2 separate regions of the Homo sapiens genome follow, and region 2 is linked to region 1. Evidence: chromatin loops called from intact Hi-C (ENCODE). Cell type or tissue: ascending aorta. All regions are shown on one strand. Each heading gives the region's core, and the rest is flanking DNA. Links, peaks and the distances in the headings are about the cores only.

Region 1 (9,793 bases), core at 808-8,807:
TTATTCAATGAATATACTTTATCCTTATTAAGAAAAATTTGCTAAGCAAAGAAAAATACCAGTGCTACCCAAGGCCTAATTACCACAGATTTTGAGTCAGTATAATCTAAAATAATGGGTTTTAGAAGTTCCACATAACTGACAAATGACTTCAAAATTATATTTATTCCAAATGAATAGCTTCCATTAGACTAAAATTACATAAACCTACTAAGATGTGTGACCAAATGTAAACAGGGGAGAATGACATTAGGAAGAGGAAATAGAAGCCTGCTAAGCTTCCTTGATGCTTCCAGATTTTTCCCTCTGATGGCAGCTGGGGTGGAAAGGGAAATAGCTCTTCCAGCAGCCTCAATGATACTTGGAGCCAAAACAAGCTTCTAAGCGCTGTAAGGAGAGCATGCCACATGGACGAGGCCTGAGCTATAGCGAGAGATGTCAGGCTTTGTCCTTCCATGAACAGTGCCTGGGCCAGGACAACCTCGTTGTCTCCCAATAAGGCAGAGCTGGAAATCCTCATGCTAACCCCAGGCTCTCCAAATAGGGCATTTTCAGGCACAGAGTCAACCTCTGCATGCACTGGCAAACACGTCCTGTAAAAAGCACCAGCTCCGGATGGTTCTGGGTTCACGAGCAAGGTGTTCTGAAGGTCAAATAGGCTGCATTCCTCTATGATTCCAGGCTGGCAGTGGACGGGCCCTTTGGAACTGCCCTGACAGATGTATTTCACTACCCAGTGTGTGTGTGCGTTGCCGCGGGGATCGGAGTCACTCCCTTCGCTGCTCTTCTGAAATCTATATGGTACAAATGCAGTGAGGCACAGACCCCACTGAAGCTGAGCAAGGTACGGAAAAATCATTAGTTCACCCTTCCATGGATTAAAAGGTTCAATGTCCTTATATCTATCATCTGCCGATTCTTGGGGAGGATTTTAATTAACTATGAGGGATAAACTCAAGGATCCTTAACTATACTTATGTTCTTAAAAATCTCCACTCAGTATTACATTTATGAGTAGGGTTATGTCTAATCTTGTTAAAGATGACAAGACATAAATTTTATTGCTTCATTGCCATTACAGGACATGTAATTGCTCATCTCAGTAAAATATGGACAGGCTGCAAATGGCTATGTGACTGGGTGGCAGTTCGCAATATTAAGAGGCAACCTCTCCTTAGTCTCTTTAGCTTCAGACTGTGGTTGCAAGTGTACAATTCGATGTCCTCCTCTCGTGGACTCAGTCCTAACAAGAAGCCACAATTGGGATTTATTGGCCGGCTTGCTGTGGGGTGGCCATCCCGCTCTGAATCTCCCTTTTGTCATTTCCTGTATGTTTTACAACTAGATGCCTCTAGAATTTCTTTCCGTCCTTTGTCGTATCTAGACACTCCATCCGATACTTGGACCCTCTTAGGACCAGCAGCAGGCACTAGAGCAATGGTAGGCAAAGAGCCCTGATAACCCAAAGCCGTATGAATGCAGGAGGAGTGAGGATGGCAGACGAGCTTGGTGCTGGGCCGTCCTGCATATCTTCTCTGCTTAACCCTTTGTCCACAGTGTCCTCATCTATCAAAGGGAGACGCTTGACTTAACCACCAGGTCTCAATGTGTAAACCATGGGACATCTGTCACCTGACATGATCCACTAGAGAGAATTCCGTAGTCAAAGGAACTTAAGCAACGCTCCTGCAACATCCCACTCTAGAAGACATCATCCACTAGCCATTAAATAAGTTCTGCGGGGGTGGGGCGCAGTAGCTCATGCCTGTAACCCCAGCACTTTGGGAGATTGAAGTGGGAGGATCACTTGAGGCCAGGAGTTTGACGCTAGACCAGCCCGGGCCGCATAGAGAGACATCATCTCTGCAAGAAAATTAAATATTAGGGAGTTCAAAGCAGTGAGCCGTGATCGCACCACTGCACTCCAGCCTGGGCAACAGAGCGAGACTCTGTCTCTAAAAAAAGTTCCGCAGAAAAGATCCTCATTCAGTTTTGTTTCATCTATCTTTCCCAAGCTTATTTAGCTACAGAACCTTTCCTCACCTAACACCTATCAAGAATTCGTATTCTGTGAAGCATCCCAGGCAATGAGGGCTAGAAGATCTCTAAACTCGGGTCTCTGCCAACTAAGAAACAGCAGTTAACTATTTCATGAGTTTCCAAGTGACAGGTCCTTGACATACATTTTCTCATTTGAATTTTTTAATCTCCCCAACAACCTTATAAAGTAAGTAACACAAGGCCTGTTTTCCAGGTAAGGAACCTGAAGCTTGGAGAGATTAAATTGATTTTCCTGAAAAGACATGGGTAATCAAAGGCAGAATCAGGATTCAAACTTAGGTTCATCTGGCTCTTTCCATGACAAAACCAACACATGGTAGACGTGACCCCCAGCTCCTCCTGCAACCCTGGAGCAATATTTTAGGAAGACGGTGGGATTCCTGCTCATAGAATCGGCACCTGAATTTTGCTGTCATCAAAGAACATGCCTGATTCCACCCTGACTGAAATACTGCCTGCAGTTCACCTCTCTGAGCTGAGTTTCCTGATCCACATAACGGAGAAATAAGAATCCATATCCAACAGGGAGTTTTAATGCTAAATAAGACAAATAATATGGAAATATTACCATAGAAATGTGTATACAGAAATATAGATGATTATCTAAATGCTGATTGTATCTACCAAAGGTATAAATAGGTTACCAGTACTGCTATTACTAATGGCCTAGATTTATCAAGCACTGACTACCTAACAGGAAGGAAACTGGGCATTTTACATGCACTATCTCATGCCATCTTTTCGTCATACTTATCATTTTTATTCCCATTTTACAGATGAGAAAACTAAGGCCTGATCACAAAGCTAATAGAAATGACAGTCATTTTACTAAATGCTCATAATAGCTCATTCAGATAGGTAATATTCTCAATACTGATGAGGACCCTGACACACAGAGAGCTAAATAATACTAGAACTAGAGTTTGAATCTAGATCCTTCTGGCACCAAAGCTCATCTTCTTTCCTCTACGCCATAATATATTTAACAAAGCAAGCAAAACAGTGACTGGGATATTTGGACCTCACAGCAATGCTTTGTTTTGGTTCGTGATGATTTTTCAGCCACCCTAAGTTCTTCCTTCCCTCTTGCTGCCTACCAAGTAAATCCCACTCAGAGAGGTGGCTCACTGCTTCATGGTTTCCACGACACTAAAAGTCACTTCATGCTTCACAGGAAGATGGTGGTGGATAGCGTGTCTCATTTTCATTCACTCACTAATCCAACTAATATTTCAAGTCCTGCTCAGAGACATGCAAAGTCTCATTGTCATTACACCCGACTCACAATCACCTCCCCCTTCTCTTAACCTCCACCACTCCTTTGCTGCCCTACTGTTATGTCACATATCTTTCCTGTATTAAGATTCGTGAAATAATCTTATTTTCTCTAACAGACTGTGAGTTCCTTGAACATAGCTTCTCTGGATATCTTCATACATATATATATATACACATACAACATGTGATAACTATATATATAGTAAAAATATTGAATAAATCAATGAGTGAATAAATGTCTACATGTCCAAAAAGAATAAACAATGGCTTCTGTACACAATTTTCTTTAAAATTTAAGGGTATTAAGGTTTTGTTTATGTAACCAAAAAAATTCTTCAATGATTTTTACTAAATTCCAATTATTTTACTAGGAATATAGAGGAAAAATCTTATAAGAACCCCCAAAAATTTTAAAATTCATACAGGAGCCTACAAAATCTTAATTTTGCCTCCTTTCTCAGCATTCCATTGTCATTCCTGGGCTCTGCTTGTGGCGTTTCTCAAGGCTTTCAGCACTGCAGTCACCACAAAACCATAAAATAGGGACATTGATCTCTATTCCAAGAAACAGAAACAGTAGAGTAAAAAATATAAAAGCAATGTTTTCATCGCTTATAAAAATGTGAGGGACTATTTGGACACGACTCAGGTGAAAATAAGGGCAGAAATAATGTCATATGGGAGAAAGGAAGCTAAAGTGTGGAATCATAAAATAACTTAAAGGTCCTAATCTCCTAGCTTTGCATAGGACCATGAAAGTCAGTATCTGCACCTCGAGCGGAGATGATTTGTCCAAAGTCACCCAGCTTGTTCACCACTGAGTCAGGACCTGAGCATGTGTTTCTGATTTCTGCTTCAAAGTTCTTTCATGGAAGAAGTGAGGTTTTCATGCTATTGAAAGTTTGGGCTGAAAATTACAGTTCAGATCCAATTCCTTAAGCGTCTGCAGGCATGAGAACAGGTTTAGGAAGTTTCTCTCTTTTAAAGCAACTTTGTGTTGGTTTGAGTATAGCTACTATTAGGCTTATGTAACTAATATTTGTCAGGGCTACCTACATGCTTTTGAGATATAAAGACTACTCCTTCCACTAAACTGTCAGAGTCTATATAATTTTTGAAGTGCCACAGAGCAAAGCAGTACATATTTATCTAACGGTGTCTTCACAATTTTAAGTCTGGACTATAGTTTTCAGATTGTCCTCTTTTGTAATAAGGAAGGAAAGGACAACTCGCATAGGCGTTGAGAGCCAGAATTTTAAGCTTAAATGGTTAACTGCGATTAGGTGGGATTTTTTTTTCCTCCATGTGTAAAAACACTGGTTGGCATAAGGCATACATTTTTACACACAAAACTCAAGTTGCAAGTCTATAGGAAAAAATGTGCACCAAAGTTTTCTCAATTGTCACCGTTGCAAACTAGAACTTCTTTACCCTTCTCCTCTGTTGCATTATTCTAGAAAACTTCTAAGTAAAATGCAGGAGCACAACCAATAAGGCGCCTGCCACTTCCTCAGTGGGAAGCGTCATAAGTAGTACTTTCCATTTGAAGCTGATGTCTTAAAATATCTTTGTTTCTAAGTACTTTTGTTTTGAAAGATCTGGGAGGGGGCGGGGAGTGGAAGGGGAGGGGGAAGAATGGGCAGGAGGGGATTTCCCAAGAAGGCCAAATAACAAGAAGTATAATGATGGCTTGCTGTGATGAAAATGGAAAAAAGTTGTAATACATGAAAGAAATATTTTCAACGCAGAAGTAAGAGCCAAACTTCACTGAGTTGAAGGCAGCTGAGAACGCTGTGCCCCTGTGGGATGAGGGAAGGCTGAGGGTGGTTGAGAATTCTCTGTGATGCAATATGGAGGAAGCTGAATGCTGGGGGTGAAAAATGCCCTCTAGCAATAAAGTCCTCCACCTCCTGCCTAACGGGTATGATTAATTCTACATCACACTCAATTTGTGAAAAGAGCTCTTGAAAAAAAATTAGGACGGTTTGCTTGTGCAAACTGTCAAAATGATGAATGAAATAGGTGTGTATGAATGGGGAGGGAGGGGGAGGATTGCTGACATAAATAGATTGGCTTACACATTTTAGTTCTCCCTAATATCACAGCTGTGCAGTCAGGACTGAGACAACTGCCAACTGCAAGATGCGGTTCGTTTTCTTAACTGCATATGTAGTCTTCAGACTACGATACAACAGATTATACAAGAACTGAGATAATCTCATTTCTTCATAAATTGTCTTCCTTCATCAGCTCCATAATATATAACCATGATAATGGGTATTTATAGTGTGTCCCATGCAAAATGGCCTTTGGGTTCTTAACCTAATATAATAAACAGATAATTCAAATAAAAAGACAGCACGGGCCAGTGGGAACAAGGGAAAGAGGCCAAAAAAGACAAAAAATCCATACTCTACTAAAATATATTAATAAAACAAAGGAGGGCCTGCTCTCTTTTCTAGTGAATGAAAAATGCATTTAATTTAATCTGTTTACTTTGAGAAATTATTTACTTTCACTTTCCCTCACACTGGAGCTCTGACTACTCCTGGAACTGATCATCTCTACTAATCACCAAGATTCCTGCCATCAGTTGGCCTCTTTAGGAGGGGCCATTCATGCTTCTCCTAAAGAAATGTATGCTTCTTGTCTTTCCTCGGAGGGCCTCAAAAGGCCTCAGTACCCCATCAGCCCTCACCATTGCTCTGTGCGGAAGTGACCAGTATTAATATGTTTAATATCTTGGTTTATTAACCACAGATTGCGTGACTACAGTCTTCTTGCAAAAGAGTCCAATGAAATACACAAACATTTTAAAATCTCCCTTCACCTCCCTCCCCAAACTAAACACCTCCCCAACTTTGCTCCCTAAGAAACTCACCATTAAACAGTTGAATATGTCTCATTCCATTCCTTTTCCATGCATTTATATGCATATACCTATACACATTCATGCATAAATAGGGGTGTGTGTGTGTAGAAGGCAGAGGAAGTGTAATTTGTTTTGTTTTTCATTAAAGCATAACTTCGGGCACCGTCAGTGTCAATACCTGATGATCTATTTCATTTTGTTTGGTGTCTTTAGAGTATTCCATAGTGTGGATAGGCCACAATTTATGGAATCATTCTGCTATTAAATAATGTTTCAGGCCAGGTGTGGTGGCTCACACCTGCAATCCCAGCATTTTGGGAGGTCGAGGTGGGCGGAACACCTGAGGCCAGGAGTTGGAGACCAGCCTGACCAACATGGCAAAACCCCATCTCTACTAAAAATACAAAAATTAGCCGGGCGTGGTGTCAGGTGCCTGTAATCCCAGCTACTCGGGAGGCTGAGGCATAAGAATTGCTTGAACCTGGGAGGTGGAGGTTGCAGTGAACTGAGATTGCACCACTGCACTCCAGCCTGGAGGATAGCGCGAGACTCCGTCTCAAAAAAAAAAAAAAAAAAAAAAAAGAATGTTTCAGATGTTTCAGTTGTCCAACAAGGATTATTAACTGTAATTAGACCAAACGGAGGCCCAAAAGAGATCAGTCCTCAGCCACAGGGCGAAGTAGCAATATAGTCATGAAATAGTTAACATTGAGGATAATCACATTCAGAAAATGTCTTAAGGATGAAAAATTATTGACAAAGCCTGGTCTTGGCCTTATAATGGTTCACCAGAAAAACAATTTTATAACTGTATCACTTTAAACTAGAACTTTTACACATTAGGTAGGCTTATCATTAAGAAGAAATATTTCTTCTTTTATTTCTTCTTATTTGCTATTGTATTAATCCAGGATTCCCTTAACAAAAACAAAATAAAAACCAGGACAATAAGAGTGATCATTTATTGAGGAGGTAATATATTTTCTAAACACCAGTCTTTATCTTTTCACAGAGAGAAATTCTCCTTTTGGAAAATGATCCTGATTCCCCTCTATGCAGAGCTTCTGTCATCCTGCTGGTTTCAAGCTTCTGTCTGTTCTGTTCTTTCTTTTGCACAGTGTGGGGTACAGAGGCGTGCTGCCCAGCAGGAGGCAGGTGGCACTGCAAGCCACTGCCCTTCTCCTTGAGGAGGCGATGGTCAAGGTGGGCCCCTGGCTCCCTGTAAAACGCCTCTAGGTGAGTTTAGCACACACCGAGCCTGGTGAGGGGCTTCCCCTTCATGGAGCACATCTTCATGATGAATGCTGAGATTCTGCTTCTGACACTGGTGCTAGAGGTCAAGTTTGGCTTCCCTTCTCAGTGACCAGGAGTGACCAGTGGGAACACATGCCAAGCAAGGCGCATGTCCCTCTTTGCTCTATAATATACTGTCTTCATTCTTCATTCTCTAAGCTCCTCCAAATGACAAACAAGGATAGTAACAATAGCAGCTAACATCTTCTGAGCACTTACTGTGTCTGCCAGACGTTGCATTAAATGCTTCAGTAAAACATATCCTTTCATCCTCACAATAACCTCAGGAGCTATTGTTCTGTGTTTATTGCCATTTTACATACGCAGTAATCTAGGTTGGAGTTAAATAACTTTTGCCCAGTTGCACAAGTTATTTGCAACTTCTACCTGCATGGTGAAGCCAGCAGCAGTCTACCACAGCAGATGGGCTTCATAGGCTCACAACGCTGAGCTGTTGTACCATGCTACACTATATCCTAAACCTGTATTCTTGTGTACACTTTCCTTGTTTAGAGGGGTTCTGGGCCATAAATAAATACATAGGTAAATAATTTTTTTTCTGTTTCATTCTCTGGAAATTTATTTTGGATATAAAGACATACAGATTGCATTTGTGAAAGTGCCCTCTGCCTGTGTTCATGGATATCTATTCAAGATACGGCACAAGTTTTGGAGATGTAATCGCCTGAAAGCATCCAACTTTGATTAGAGAGTCTGAGCTCTCATAGTAACACAGATTGGTAGTGCTTCTCAATTCATTTTCTGAAACTGTTTATCAAAATTTAGCACAGTTCCATTTCCTACTGGCCCCAGACCTCTTTGACCTGGTCCCTATGTGCTGCTGAAGAATTCTTAAAGAGAAGCCTTGGCTTGGGAAAACATGAAAATGAGAAGGGACACACAGAGAGCCCAAACTTGTGACTGTCGCTCAGACCCAAGCCCCTTGCAAATGGACATGGCTGAGTTTGGGCTGATCATTAGCGCTTGGGAATGATGTGAAACTAAGGTCTATGACGGGCCACATGCACACAGAAACCCTCAACGCCATGACAGTCCCAGAGTGGTCTCCCAAAACATCTAGGCATCCACTATATCTACAAGAATGTGGCTGGGCACGATGGCTCATGCTGGTAATCCCAGCGCTTTGGGAGGCCGAGGTGGGTGGATCACTTGAGGTCAGGAGTTCGAGACCAGCATGGCCAACATGGTGAAATCCCATCTCTACTAAAAAATAAAAACTTCGTCGTGCATGGTGGCACATGCCTGTAATCCCAGCTACTTGGGAAGCTGAGGCAGGAGAATCACTTGAACCCGGGAGGTGGAGGTTGCAGTGAGCCAAGATCCCACCATTGCACTCCAGCCTGGGCAACAGAGAGAGACTCCCTCTCAAAAAAAAAAAAAAAAAAAAAAGAAAGAAAAGAAAAGAAAAAAAAGTGTTGGATGAGTCCTGTAAAAAAAAATAATTTTATTACTATGAAAGTTCAGAACTTTTGTTATTTTACTGAGAATGACTTTCTATTTAATAAAATCTTTTAAAGTAAACTCAGGTATTTTTGGTCTCTGAGATCAGCTATGAAATTCTGAAAAGGCATGCTTTCTACAGGTAGCTGATTTCAGGGTTGTTTTATTTTTGGAGACTAAGGTGGGGTGAGCATTGGAAAGCACAGATCACAGAGTTGTAGCCTATTGTTTGGGATACTTGGTCTCTCATTGACCAGGTCCTTTCTCATGGGCGAAATGCAGACTTGGAACTCTTATGTCCCTTCCCAGTGAGTGTCCCCCACCATTAGAAAGATGAAAGAAAGTCAAAGTAAATACCTTTTGCTTCTGTTCAAAGTCCCTTTCTTTCTTTTTCTGCCTGAAACACTTCTACTGAGCCTATCCATTTTTCCTCCATAGCCTCTTACACCAAAGCTGCCCAGTGTCACTTACAAGTCAATTACGGAGGGAAAAACACACAAAGCCATTACGAGGAAGCAAAAAGTATAAAAGGCTTGACAAACCCTAAGGACGCTGACATGCAGCTAGGCCACGAGAAAGTAAGGAAGGATTTCTATTTGAAAAGATAAAGTTTCATGTACGGAGGAAGCTAAGATGGGGATAGTTTTCAAGAAAGGACGACTGGGACTAGATTTGAAATTGGAGGATTTTTTTATAAAGCAAATGTTCTGGTTTATTATCCATCTATGAATGTGTTTTAAGCATGTTCCTTAAAGAATGGGAAAGAGAGAAAATAAATCAATGATATTTGCTCTATGCCCAATGCCAACTCTGAGATGAAACAGGCTA
Region 2 (9,793 bases), core at 650-8,649, 75 kb before region 1:
GCACTCCAGCATGGGTGACAGAGCGAGACTCTATCTCAAAAATATATATATAAATTAAAAAAGAAATTTTAAAAAAATTGAGCAGAGAACATTTTTCCAGCTGGAGGCAGCAGAGGTGTACCAGAAAAGAAGCCAGAGGGATTTGAAGCACAAAAGTGACTCAACCTATTGCTCCTGGAGGGGCCTCACATGAATGCATAAGAAGCAATATGGGCAGACTAGGAGCAAAGACTGGCTCCCAAGTGACAGTCAGCAACAAAATAGAGACCTCAGTCCTATAACCACATAGAACGGAGTTCAGCCAACAAACTGTATGAGCCTAAAAGTGGATTCATCTCTCAGTGTCCAGAAAGAATCAGCCTTCTGGACTCTAAGCAGAGGATCTAGCTGAGCTAAACTCTACCCAGACCTCAGACCTTCAGAGCTATGAGATCATACATGCGTATTGTTTAAGTGCTAAATTCATGGTAATTTGTTATAGCAGAAATAGAAAACTAATGTAAATACCAAACTCCCTCTGTAACCACTGATAGACAATTTGTATGAAGCTTTTATATTTGAGGATTCAAGCAATGATGACCCAATAAGCAAACCTGTGGAGATGTTGCCAGTTTTTAATTCAAGTATCAGTTATTTGCCTATAGACATTTGTCTAGTAAATGAAGTAACTTGATGAATAATTGAAACTTTGCTATTTGATACCTTTTCAATTATTCACTAACAAAAGAGAATAACAGTACCATTGCCAGAGAGTTTAGATAAATATTTCTCTCTTGAATTTATTTAACTCTTATACCATGACTACAATGTCAAAGCTATCACAACTGACAGTGAATATTGGAAAACTTCCTTTGAATTATTCTTTTAGGCATTGAACACGAGGTCCACTGTGGGTTAGTGGAGCACACAGGTTAGTATTTGCATCTTGCCCAGGAAATAACCTCATCCTTCTAAAAGGGGCTTTCTTGTTACTTTTGAACTATCCTTCCCAGCTAGCTTCCTAGCTAACTTTTCTTTGAGAATAAAATGTTTTGAAATGTCTAAACAGCAGGATTGACGTATTATCATCTGTGCTTTGGGGAGATGATAATATAACTGATTATTAGTTAATGCATAGCAGATTAGTAACAAACTTTAAGAATGATACTAAAGAACTGCAAAGAGCGGAAACGTCTCTCTAAGGTGCAGTGAGTGATTTGGAATGATCACAATTACTTATTTGCTAGCTCTGAGTCAATACTCCAGAGGAGGAACCTCATCTCAGGATTATTAACATGAGTGAAGAGTTAAGACCTGTTAATATCACAGGACAGTGGCTAGTGATATAAATCACCAATTATATCCTCAGAAGCAGAAGATTCTGCCTTCTTTTTTTTTTTTTTTTTTTTTTTTGAGACAGGGTCTCACTCTGTCTGTCACCCAGGCTGGATTGCAGTGGTGTGATCACAGCCTCTATCTCCCTGGCTCAAGTGATCACCTCAACCTCCTAGGTAGCTAGGACTACAGGCGAATGCCAACAAATCCAGCTAATATTTTATTATTATTATTACTTGTCTTAGAGATACAGTATGGCTATGTTGCCCAAGGTGGTCTCGAACTCCTGGACTCAAGCAATTCTCCTACCTGTGCAACGTAAAGAGATCTCATCTGTACTAAAAATCAAAAAATGAAATAGTCAAGCACGGTAATGCACACCTGTAGTCCCAGCCACGCAGAAGGAAACAACCTAAATGTCGGCCATTGGACAGCCTCTGGTCTACCATGATGTACCTAGAACACAATGGTGCTCTTACAGACCTGTAGAACTACATACCGTGGGCAGAGGGTGATGCTTCAAAGACAAATATTTTCCATGACTACAACATGCAGTATCAGAAACACATCACTGCCAGGTATTCACCTGGCCAAGAGGAAGACAGCCAAGTCTATACCTTTGGTGATGCCTGACTCCTGAGGAAAGAAGGCCCTAGGAAGGCAGGGTGGGGTTTATTCAGCCAGACAGCATGGAGCTACACCAGCCCAAGCCCTCTGTATTAGTAGCTTGGGCTACCATAGCAATGAACCACAGACTGAATGACTGAAACAATAGAAATCCATTTTCTCACAGTTCTGGGTGGCTTGTGGATTGCAGTAGGCATCAGTACTTCATTCCTTTGTATGCTTCTCTGTGTCTTCACGTGGTCTTCCCTCTGTACATGTTTGTGTCCAAATTTCTTGTTCTTAGAAGGACACCAGTTATACTGGATTAGGGCCCACCCTAATGATCTCATTTTAACTTAATTACCTTTTTAAAGGCCCTGTTTCCAAATGCAGCCACAGTTTGAGATACTGGGGGTTAGGCTTTCAACATCAATTTGGGAGATAGGACACCAATTTAGCCTATAATACCTGCTATCAGAGAAAGTCCAGAAGCACCTAAATCTAAAACTAAGTCCCCTTTTTCCTTTCATCCACCTGTCCTGATCTTGTACTGCCCTCTTCCATTCCCATGGCCACAGGACATGGATTTCTTTCGCCCCTTGTCTACCAAAGAATAGATAAACCTCCTAGCTTCCCTCAGATTTCTTTAGCCCTCAAAGATGCTCATGGCCTTCTGAACACTTCTATAGGTTTAAAGAATAGGGCAGTAAACATCCTTTCCCTCTTGCGGAACTTAGATCTTATTAGGAGGGACAAAGTCCCACTGGGAGGTTATTGTATATACAACAGGCCAAAGAAAGATGTACCCAGTTTATTGGGAACAATAGTAACTAACAGTAACATAGAACTTTACCACCAAAACTACATATACATATATCATCACTTTTGATCCCCATGGTAGTTTGTGAGAAAAATAGGACATCCGCAGTTTACAAATAAAGAATCTGAGCTTTAGAGTGTTTCCATGATTTGTCCATGGTTGTTAAGTTAGGTTATACAGTGAGAAAGATCCAGGGCTCTGATTCAGACCCAGGGGTTCTTGGCTCCTAATATTGATCAGATATATTGAGCTGCTGCCTCCCTATTTTAAACAAAAGTGAAGAGGTGGCATTTTTGATTCAGAAAAGGCAAGTGAGCCGGCGAGTGTACTTGCCAGAGAAGTGAAGAACAGATCTGGCCCCGGGAAAAGGGAGGGAAAAGCAAAGCGAGTGGGCTTCAATAATCAGGAAACACCGAGCTCCAACCGTGAGGGGAAAAGGCAGGCTTCTCCTCTCCCCACCTCTGCTGGCCTGAGGGTCACCAGACAAAAATTGGAAGTACTAGCTTAAGGGGAAGGGAGAGAAGAACGGCACGCAGAGGTGCCTAGGCTTCCTCCAAACCAAGTTTCCAAAAGGAAAGAGGGCAGAAACTATCCAAAGACATGGCTGCTGTCTTGCTAACCCCATGACCACAAGGGAGCAGGCTTGGAGCGCTGTTTCAGGCATTCCCCCAGGATTCTTCTTAATTTGCAGCCTGTGTGTGTCAAGCCTGGGTCTGCTTGCAGCCTGTTTACAGAAGAAATGGTCTGAGGAAGATAAACCTAAGGAGAAATCCTCACATCAAAATATTTTGTGTTGAAAGAAATTGCACAACCCTTCCCCCTGTCCTCCGGAAAGGCTTTTTATTTTCTAAAGGGCATGTTGCTTAAATGGCTCCAACCAAGGCTGCACAGAGCTCTTCAAAGGCCTTCTCTGGCTGCCCTTGGGAGACGGTGCCAAAACACATTAGATTTTGAAGCTCTAATTTGAAAAAATGTTTCTAATTCAGATCTCAGTTTCCTTTAGTAAATTTCATAGTATTATTTCTCATTATACCTCCTCTTGGCACTATATATAATCCTATCCTTCTTTTTACCCTTCAGCTGGCAGTCAAGAGGTATTGCATCTATCCAATTCATCACTTAGCTAAGACATGTAAAGCATATTGAGTTATTTTAGCCACTTTCTTCAGGCTTAAGTTCTTAATATGATCACTTTATCGTCCTCAGCACTCTTCTGGCAAACGATCTCAAAATTGCGAGGAATTTTAAAGATCGCTTTAGTCCAGCCACCCAATTGATATCTAAATCCCATCTACCCAGCAGACCAGTGAAACAAACTCCATGGTTACTCAGGCTTCAGGTAACTCAATACTTTGTGAACTGACCCTTTATTTATTTGAGGAGCAGAAGTATATTTTCTTATACTTCTTTCTTCTGGTGGGGAAAAAAACATCTGTTACTTCCAACCATTGTTCCGTGCTCTGAAGTTGAAACAGAAGTCTATGGTTTACAGATATAGCCAATCAAATATTAAAAATAACATTCAAATTCATTGAATATCCCAAGACGCTAGCTAAAATTAGGTAGTAAGTATGTGCGTTAGTTTTAACTATGAATTAAGCCATTTGTTTACTTATCTATTCATCAACTTGACTGGAAAGCACAAAGAAAACATCAAGGTGTTATTTCCTGAAAGTACTCCATTCTTCCCAATGCCTTCTTTTGGTCACTGCCTTACTTGTTCAAGGAGAGCCCTTACTTTCTCTATCATTTACCTATAATATTTTTTTAAATCCCTACTAGGTGGTTGGTAAGAAATATAATGTGAATTTGGACTAATAAGTGAATATGGACTAATTTGGGCTAATAAGTGAATATAACAGAGTGACTTAGCCTTTTCTGATATTATTATATTTTATCAGAGACCTTCAATATTTAACATAAGTACATGATGTTGCAAGCATCAGGTGACCTAGAAGTTTGAAAGGAGTGAGACTTTGAGTCTGGAAAGTGCTTTTGACCTTTTTAAAAGTAAACTTTATTTGTCTAGCCTAGAGCCAGTGCTGGAAAATACTAGTAATATGTCTCCGGTCCTAGAATAAATCCACATTTCAATGTTGAAAGAACTGCTTACATTATTTGCTTGGGGAGATGACTCAAGACGTCTGGCATAAGCCGCAAAACAGCTCAGGCGAATTGAATTTGCATGTAGGAAGTAAGAGGCTTACCATAAGCATTCTTCTGTGATTACTCACATAGTCAAGGGAAGAAAACTCCTGACTAAATTTTTGCACTCATTTTTAGAAATCCCTTTATTGTAAGGATGGAGAGATCCACTAGCTCAGTTGTCTTTCTATCAAGGAAGGACACTTAAACCTCCCTTGACTGGTGAGAGGTTAAGGATCTCCCAGGAAGGAAATGCCACTGCTTCTTGTGATTGTCTTTGCCAATGTACCATTAAAAATAAGACTGTGTGTCTCCTTGCCCCTCTTGCCCTGATTCCAACCCCTCTGAGTCTCCCTTTTTCTCTTCTTTTCAGAATGCCATTTTCACTCTCCTGACCCTCCTCCCCCCATCCACACCCCACCCCAGATTAATCTTTGCCAAGTGTGTTAGTCCATTTTCATACTACTATGAAGAAATACCCAAGACTGGGTAATTTGTAAAGAAAAGAGGTTTAATGGACTCACAGAGAGGAGGCCTCACAAGCATGGTGGAAGGCGAAGGAGGAGCAAAGTCACATCTTACATGGTGGCAGGCAAGAGAGCATGTGCAGGGGAACTGCGCTTTATAAAACCATCAGATCTTATGAGATTTATTCACTATCATGAGTACAGCATGGGAAAAACCTGCCCCCCTGATTCAATTACCTCCCACCAGTCCCTTCTACGACACCTGGGGATTATGGGAGCTATTTAATACAATTAAATAGGAGCTCTGGGTGGGGACACAGCCAAACCACATCACCAAGCAAGCTCTGGTCTGCTCAGAGTTCCAGTGACTCTATTTGCTTCCAGAATAAAAACCAAACTTACCTGGTGCTCCAGATTCTTCACCAGCCACCTTAATCCTACATTTTTAGGCTGACATCCCACACTCTCTTCACAAATCCTCTGACTTTGGCAAAGCTAACCATTGTGCCCACCTGCAGTGATGCAACCCTTTTCACACCAGCTCCTGGTGTCCTGCCAGCCTGAGAGTTCTTCCACACTTGCTTCCATGTGAGCGTGCCCTACCCGCCTTTAGCACGAATGCTTCCATGAAGATTTATTTGCTACTGCTCATGATTTCTCCTCCTAAACCCTTGGGGAATTGTGTTTTTTCCTTTCTTGTGATAGGTACATGGTCTAACTTGCACTGTTTTACCATCTTCCTCCCTGACTACATGCTCTCCTATAGCAGAGCCTAGTACCATGTCTTGCATCCAGTAGTGCTCAATAAGTGCTTATCAGATAGCATCAAACATTGGCCAGTAACCTGAGTTTATTCTCAGACTCAGATGCCAATGAAAAGAAATCAAGAAAGACTAAATGGCATATGTGCATGTTCATTTTAGCTCTTTTCAGAATATTGACCTTGATCACTTAATTCAAGGGAGTTTTGTGGTTATATCACTGAGTCCATTGTTATGTACATATGTGGCGATTAGAAGAAAAGGAAAAAAGTTCATACTTGCCTTCATCAAGTTTTAGTGCTGATAAACCATGCTAGAAACTATTCACATTTCCCTTGCTGCTGGCTCCCTCACCACTTTTTATTCCATTGGTGCTATTGTATCCCACTTAACATTTGTATGCTGTTCTCTTGAAGTCTTTGGAGTTCTTGCAGAGTATCACAATGCCTTATAATCAGTTAGAAAAATGGAACAATTCAATTTCCCACCAACATAACTCTGGGTAATCCTCCTTTGCTGCTAATTCTAAAAAGGACTGGAAAACACACACAAAAAAAATCACAGTGCTATTTCCTGAAATAATTCCATTCTCTCTGATGCCTCCTCCAAAGTGGCAGCAGAAGCAGAAGAAACAAGGTGATCTTCCAGGAGCTAATGGTAGTGCCACCATCCAGGACTGTAATAATTGAGCGTTAATGTCCTGAGCTGTTGCTTGTCATAAATCCTCTATATGTAAAACTCGAGCCTCTGCTACGCAAGATTAATGGTTAGTAGTGTATATAATATTTATTAAACCTCTTTTTATGTTGCTTGGCAATCTGTGCTACCATCAAACAAGTTGAAATAATTGACATTTAGCACATCAACCTGCTTTTGACTGAGAAGCATGACATTCATGTAGATAGTAAACATTTGGCAATTGCTGTAAATGTCTCCAAATTTAACGTCATGACCTTTTCTCAGGTAAATGTTTTTGGATAAAATGTAAATAATGATTCACTGTATGTCAAATACCACAGTATGTCAAATACTGTGCAATGTCAAGTTTACTGTCTTGTTACCCTCCAGAGGTTCATAGATTGGTTGACCTGTTGCATCTTTCAGTAAGTTTTATAGGAAAACTCACTATTATTTATTATAATTCATTGGGTTTCCCTACTTTGCCCTCACAATATTTCTGATTAAGAAGAAGTGTGGTTTGGTTTCACCATATAATTAAATGAAACTTGGCATTTTAAAAATCCATACTCCAGCATGAAAAAATTAATACTATTTCAGTGGCCTCAAAGCACAAGGATGCATAACATGCCATAGGATCTCTGGAAGCAGTCACTTTGAATGGGCAAGTGGAAGTAGCACTAACAGATTCAAGGGGCCCATCCTTTCACCTTCCAAGATCTCTGGGCTCTTCTCCAATCATATAACAAATGCTAATGTTATGAAAGCATAATGTAGCTACATCTGATTGTGCTACTCTACAAAAATTCATCTTCATTGATCAGTGTGAAAGGATTGCTCTAAATAATAGTCCAATAGTTCCTTCCAACTGACTACTACATTTAAGTGGTTTCCCTAAGAGGAACTAGACTTTTCCATGATGCTCACTTAGTACACACCAAGTATAAATGGAATTTTTTATGCATCTTCCATTCTTTTAGTTTAATAAAGTAACCCAGACAGAGTATTTTGCAACTGTCGACGTGATTCAGTTACAGTCTGTTAATATAGCAATAGAAATAGATATGTGTTGATGTGCTAACAATAAAATCAAATCTATTTAAATTTTTTTTTCAAAGATAAGATAGGCATTTAGGTCTAATTCCTAGAAAGATTTCTGGAAACTCATATAATCAGTTAAAAATAAAAAGGTATGAAGACCCATTGTGTACCTGATATTCACTTTGCATTTTGAGTATCTTTTTTTTTTAACATTCCTTTGACAGAATTTTCCTGAGTGCCTACTAAGAGAAAAAGGCAACTCTAGACATTGCTACTTCAGTTCTGAAGAAAACACCAAGGTGTCCTCCATCTTAAAGCCTACACCCTGGGAAAAACTTTATATTTGTCTTCTCTTTGTTTCCACAACACTAACTGGGAGTTAAAGCTATTGATACTTTAGAGACCATTTTTTCCAACACCCTCGTTTCGGACATGGAGAGTTTTAGTCTCAGAATTTATATATGACTTGTCCAAAGTTGCATACTTCCAGTGGCAGATTAAAGTAAGAACTAAGTTCTCCTGCTTCCTAGGGAACTTCACACTCTACCTACTTCATTCTCGAATCCACTTACAATTGGATTGCAGCTGATAGAAAAGTTTGAAAAAAATTATCCAAATTCTCATGTAATTGCCACTACCTGAAGACACAACAAACTCTGTCTGTGCATTTTAATATCTCTTAGGAGTAATGTTAGATTGTGGGTAAAAATAATAATGATGACAATAATCTTATCAAAAATTTGTATAATGCCTATTAGCTTCTAGATCTATTTCTGAGTCTTTTGCGTACATGAATACATTGAATCCTCACAACAACCTTATAAGGTACGTATTGCTATTACCCCCACTTTACAGATGAAAAATTTATTAGGCACAGAGAGGTAAAGAAACATGCTCTTAAAATGTTCATCAAGTTAATGAGTCAGTGCAGCCATTAAAAAGAATGAGCTTACCATGTGCACTGATGTTGTAAGATTTCTGCAGTACATTGTAAAGTGAAAAATACGTATTTATCTATGTGTATAAATATATGTACATACATATACACACATAGGTGTATGACACTATTGTTTATTGTAATCACCAGAGAACTTTGTCAAAATATACTATCCAGAGCTCTAAAAAATCAGAATGTCCCAGCATGGAGGTTACACCTGCGGATTCATAAATAGATCCTAACAAGTACTACTGGTTAAGATTGCCACCCTGGTGCAACTCAACTCAGCAGGCAAATGGGGTTCTAGTTAACTAAGTAGAATAAATCATATTAAATTATAAAGTCCAATACTCTTAAAATTCTCCAGATATATTTATTTTTAAAGCTACAGATATATCTCACATCATGTGCAAAAAATATACACATAACCAGAAGCAAAAGTTGGTACCCCTTGCTGACCCTGGACATCCATGAAATCTCTCATGTCACCAGTATGCCAGAAAAACAGGCATTTAATTGTTAATCCCTGATTTAGACCATTGAACTGCAATGCCCTTTAAGGCTAAGCTAAATTTTAAATTCAATTCACTTGGAGGAGTTCATTGGTGACCTTTGAGAAATCAATTGCACAGTATCCCAGAAAAAAGATGATCTAACTTCCCTGTAAATTGATGACCTGAAAAGACATGTGCTATTCCTACCAAATAGATTGGGAGAGTGTGTTCACGTTTAAAGTTTAATGACTGTCTGTTATGTACTAATGGGAAACTTTTAGTCCCCACAAAAAGAGACAGTGAAGGGATGAACGGTGAGAAGCAGCTCTGGATGGAGTACTTTTTGCAGAAACATTTAGCAATTTTTATGGGCATTTTGGGGGCCTTATCCACTCATTATTATGACTACTTAAATAAAAATTAAAATCTTTTTTTGTTAAAATCTTTAAAACCAGAAATTGTTTTTTGTTTTTGGAGTGAAAGTAGTTTACATGTAGACAAAACTTCAGAGGTAGTCATGGAAATACAAT

What was found. Hi-C counts contacts between places; a loop is a spot of excess contacts. Peaks named below come from ENCODE experiments on the same cell type or tissue, not always from the same donor. Only the 100,000 strongest peaks of a DNase experiment are listed, where the experiment ranks them.
Region 2: it touches region 1 in a loop (5-fold over the local background); 3 of 110 quality-filtered maps call a loop at or near these places.

Annotation. Positions count from the first base shown.
Region 1 is chr6:155,413,745-155,423,537 of GRCh38, reverse strand. It overlaps NOX3 (NADPH oxidase 3), which reads left to right. Exons shown (of 14, transcript NM_015718.3): 10 at 682-844. Among named protein-coding and RNA genes, the nearest start is that of NOX3, 37 kb to the left of the region's middle. RefSeq lists enhancers at 4,927-4,986, 5,087-5,236. In ascending aorta, for the core only: no CTCF peak of the experiment used is centred there; a DNase peak (open chromatin) is centred at 5,037; H3K4me3 peaks cover 1,099 bases; H3K27ac peaks cover 1,452 bases.
Region 2 is chr6:155,488,907-155,498,699 of GRCh38, reverse strand. No RefSeq gene overlaps it. Among named protein-coding and RNA genes, the nearest start is that of NOX3, 38 kb to the right of the region's middle. In ascending aorta, for the core only: no CTCF peak of the experiment used is centred there; DNase peaks (open chromatin) are centred at 3,449 and 4,889; H3K27ac peaks cover 4,460 bases.